Regions from separate parts of the Homo sapiens genome. Here region 2 is linked to region 1. The links are chromatin loops, found by intact Hi-C in ENCODE. Cell type or tissue: dorsolateral prefrontal cortex. All regions are shown on one strand.

The links. A loop is a pair of places that touch in the nucleus more often than their neighbours do. Peaks named below come from ENCODE experiments on the same cell type or tissue, not always from the same donor. Only the 100,000 strongest peaks of a DNase experiment are listed, where the experiment ranks them.
Region 2: it touches region 1 in a loop (5-fold over the local background); 11 of 110 quality-filtered maps call a loop at or near these places.

Annotation. Positions count from the first base shown.
Region 1 is chr10:9,296,333-9,298,832 of GRCh38, forward strand. No RefSeq gene overlaps it. Among named protein-coding and RNA genes, the nearest start is that of LINC00709, 22 kb to the left of the region's middle. In dorsolateral prefrontal cortex, no CTCF peak of the experiment used is centred here; no DNase peak of the experiment used is centred here.
Region 2 is chr10:9,208,041-9,210,540 of GRCh38, forward strand. The region is part of intron 4 of LOC101928272 (a long non-coding RNA gene); the gene reads right to left. Among named protein-coding and RNA genes, the nearest start is that of LINC00709, 66 kb to the right of the region's middle. In dorsolateral prefrontal cortex, CTCF peaks have their summits at 1,350 (motif pointing left) and 1,558; a DNase peak (open chromatin) is centred at 1,351; H3K4me3 peaks cover 521 bases; H3K27me3 peaks cover 337 bases.

The sequences.
Region 1 (2,500 bases):
AAATTTGGAGCTGGAAGGCACTGTGACGCATGTCACTGGAATGACTTGTGGTGAGGCCAAGCTGCCACTTCATCACGGGCTCCCATCCCAACCCACATTTTCCATTAGGATGTTTCCATCAGGATCAAGTTCCTCTTCAGGGATAAGAGCCGACCATCTTGTCTTCCTGTTCTTCATAAAGGCAGCTTGAGAAAGCCCATAATCAGTGGAGTCATCAGTAGCTGATTGAGTTCCTCCTAAATGTATTGGTAAAAGAAAGATCTGTGGGTCATTTTAGTCATTCACCCTGATACCTCCCTATCACAATGGCTTCTTCTCCCACCTCTCTCTACTCATGTATTTAATATGCATAATATCTGGTACCATTTCAACTTTATTGAAAGGTTTTACGATTATACTCTTGCCCTAAATTTGAAATCAAAATTTTCAATATGTGCAAGAGTACAGAATGAAAGAGCATTTATTGAGATAAATCCAAATGGAAGAAAAAATACATTAATTCAAGTATGCAAATAAACAGGAACATTTTGGGTTTCGGTGATCTAACTAATGTTCTCAATAATTCATTTGAGTATGTAAAGAAGTTTTAAAGGAAAGAAAGGACAAAGTATGGGTATAATTTTCATGAATTCATTTTCATCATTCAAAAGTGATTCTTTCTCTTCTACTCTCCTTGAACCATTATCTAAAGGCTGTCTGCAACCTAAACCTCTAAAAACACCAGTAATTTTAGTGTCAGTATCTACATGTTAAAACTTGTTTTGGTCTAATAATTTGAGATATATTATGGTTCTATTATTTGTAATTTTGGTAGCTTTTTTGTTCTATTAATCTACATATGAAAACATGTTATATGTTTAAGATTTTTATTTTGATATAGATCATTTATTTTATTCAAAACATAATTTAAAATAAAAATACTTTCATATTGCCTTGATCTAACATTCAAGAAGATACATTTGTTATGTTGAATAATAACCAGAAAGGACAAAAGTTTGAAAACAGAAAATGGTGGGAAATAAATCTTACCAAATCAAAAAAGCCCCAGTTTAATTTTATAAAGAATGAAGACATAAGGCAAAGGCAAATAACCACTCTAATTTAAAATTATATTTCAATTAGCACTTTGTAAAGTATCTTAACTTGCTTTGTCTGACTTGGAAATGAGACAAAAGTTTCTGAAAGAGCAGGCTCTGAAAATATTTATGAATAAGAAAATAAAAGAAAAAAGAACAATTGAAAGCCAATAGGTGCTAAAAAATAAAAAAAGAGAAACATTATAAAACACCTTTTCAAAGGTCTTCTAATGTACAATATTTAAATACAAACAGTAACTAGTGTTACACCAGCTGCTCTCAGGTTTGCAAAATATATCAAAGTACAGCATATTGGAATGAGTCCTGAGTTTCCATTTACTTTATCTATCCAGACACATCAATTCTTTTTACTCCAGCCTGATAAAGTGGAACTGCCGCAGACAAATGAGCTAGTGGAGCTGACATAATGTGTTTGTCACAAAGAAGCGCTGGATAAAAAAGCATGACTTTGATCCTCAATGAGGTTACTATTTTACAGTACCCTGAATTTAACTCTAACCTGATGCCTTGAGTCACCGTTCACTGTTTATTGGCCAAAATTGATTCTCATTTCATCTCTAACTGTTAAAGGACTGGCTCCTGCAATCCTTAGATGAGTAAAATCTCCTATCAACCAAAAATAATACTAATAATAATCATGGGAAATTAAAAGCAAAAACTTGATTGATGATCTCTGTGTGACATTATAAAAACTACCCCGAGTTGGGGACTAGAGGTAAGCAAGTAGGTTGACGATCACTTATCACAAACCCAAGGTGTAATGTTATTATTTTAAAGGAAATTTGATTTGTATTTAAGCAATAATACATACCAGATAATTTCTAGATAATTATTTATGTCTGAATTTAAATGTATCTATTGAGCAAATCAGATACATATATATTTATGTGTATGTGTCTATATGTAATTCTATTCTTTCTTTTTATAAAGACTCAAATATTTCTGAAAATAAAGCTTTTGTTTTGAGTTCTGAATAACATGAAACATTTGCCTATTATACCCCTGGGCTCCTTTATCCAAGCAAATTAATTCAATGGTTTTTATTTCATTCATCAAACAAATAAAAAATACCATAGGTAGAATCTGTCACTTGTAAACAGACATAGAAAAGAATAAAACAAGGGGTTCCTAGAGACCAATCCTCCAAGCAGATGAGTAAACATTGCCTTGAACAGTCATAATGGGGGAAAACGATTCTTTCTCTGATACCTGATACTGCAGCCTCACACATTTTTTTTCTTCTTCTATTATTATTATTATTTTTTTTAGTTTGTGGATCATTAGCCCAACAAATGAAGAAGTGAATTGTGATGAATGAAAATTAGTACTGTGAATCCAAATTACTGCATTAAACCCAGGCTGGCCATAAATTACATGTTAACACAATTCGATACAAGTAAGAC
Region 2 (2,500 bases), 88 kb before region 1:
AATTTTCCTTTTATATGCCTACTACTCATTGAATAATATATGTTTATTCAGCTAGTGTTTTGTGTTGTGAAGAATAAGAAAACTTAATTTGAAATTTGGTATTTAAAAACATTTTTTCCCGTGCTAGCTAAACTTAAACATACTATAATATGCTTCAAATTTTCATTCTAGTTTTGTTGTTGTTTCAAGTTTTGTTTTGCTATTCTGTGGTATTCTTAACCATTTCATCTTCCATCAGAGGGGTGTGAACATCATTTTCACAAGCAAATGAAAGATATATAAGAGGCCTAGTGCAAACTGTAACTTCCATAGATGTCAGCTAATTGTAAAAGTTAATTATTAAGTTTTGTTTACTAGAAAAGCATGACATGCTGCTTGCCAAAGTTTTTATATGTTAAAATAGTAATAAGGAGTTATAGATAAATGTGTTTCCTGAACTAAGGATAATTAAATTTATCAATTTTTTTTATTTCATATATTTACACAAATTTTCTCCCTCTTTATTTTACCTTAAAAATGTGATCATTTTACCCCACTCATGTTTCCCATCCATATAACTAAGCAAAGTTATTTGGCATTAAATCCTTCCTTCTCTGAACAGAAGTGATTCATTGTTCCAGATAATATCTAACACCTTCATAATTATCATTAATCTTTGAATTAATACAAATTTAGATATTTATATATTTTAACACCACACAAAATTCGTTGTAAAAACCTTTAGCTTCTTTAGTATACCTAAAATAATGTTTTCAAAGGTTTTTTCCTTACTGTAAGTTTAAAACCAATTCACTGTGGAAAACTAAACTGTCATCAGCTAATTGTCTCAACTACAAACATTTATTTGAAGTGTGTATACATGTCAGAATGTGTGTGTGTATAGCTTGTGAGAACAAGTGATTTAGACTATAAAATGCTGAAAAGAGTGAAGGCTATTCTTGCTATATGGTAGAAAGTGAATTCATAACAAGTATATTTTTGAGATGTTGGTCCTGTGCAAGCTTAACATCATTCAGCAGCGGAAAGGAATCTGGTGCCCTATTTGTACTTCCATCTCACCTCCTATTCACTTTCTTTGTAACCTTTTTTCTTCTTATGAACTTGGCATTCTATTGAACATCAGGTTCCCAAAGAGTAATAGCAAATAAGGAAGCTTTATGGGCTGCCTTAGCATCGGGTGCACCAGAAGACGACAGATCCCAAAGGAATGCGAGATGTGTGCTGGAGACTCACCCCAGCGTATTTACACTTTGATGGTCCTGAGAAACTTAGGACCCAAGGGTTGTGGCGCTAAATCTCATCAAAGGTACCATGCACATTTTAGAGACAAAAGCTGGCATTGCCATCCAGTGGCGACATCCGGTATTGCATGTTCAACCAAACCCCGTTTGTTTTGCTTGGACACCGTGTCCTACATAGAAAATAAAATACAATGACTTTGTTTATTTTCTCTTCTATCTTAACAATTCAATGTATGTAATAAGCAAGCAGAAGTAGTTGTTAAAGTATCTTTCATTTTAAGTTAGTTTTACTATTTCCCCTCTAGGTTTGGATGTAGCGTGTGTAGAATGAACAAATGTGTAGGCAAAATAAAAATTTACTAATATTTTTGAACGAAGATTTAAAGTACTTAAAATGGACTCCAAATGAGCAACTCTTTATAAGATCAGGGAATTTCTAGTGATTAAAAATCGCAATGGTTCGGCCCATTTATTTTAATAGCATTACTATTAACTCAAAGATGTATTGATATGGACTCACACCAAGGTTGTGATTATACCAACCTAAGCTCTCCAACTTAGAGTACCTGGTGCAGTTCACATGTGTGTGTTTAATAAACGCATGAACTAAGAAAGAAGAACATGGAGAGATTTTTCCTGTTGTCAGTTTGATGTTGAAGGGCACATTGTTTTTCTATTATGTTGCTGATTTCTGTATTTATTCCACATATATCAGAAACATTTCTCCCACCTTCTGGGTAAATTGCAATGGAGGTCTCACCCAGAACATTTAGGTTTGAATTGGTTAACAATTCAAGCAGCCCTACCTTTTCAGCACTTTTTATTTTTTAAAAAAAATAGCATTTTGTTTTTCCTTCAAACCTCACATCTTCCAAGCCCTTCAAAGAGCTGTACTGATGAATGCATGTTTCTAATAGACTTCAAGAGGGTTATCCTGGACGCCTGGTATAAGTTCAGGGGTCCCCTCCCCCTTTATTTACCTGTTATGTGTCATTAGCTCCTGCTTTTTTTTAATGTTACAAACTCTGTGTACTTTTTGTAGGCATTGGTTTTCAATGCTGCGTTGCCATTTGGTTTTCATTCATAGGAGAAGTTTAAAAGGAGAAATGAGATCTTACATGAAAGATTGTGCTCAGCACTTTTTATTTGGCAGGGGAAAATATGAGTGGAGTTATTTCACCTAAGACATAGAATTATTTTGTTACGTGAAAGACATTATTTATATTTTCTTATGTTAATACAAATATATAACGCATTCA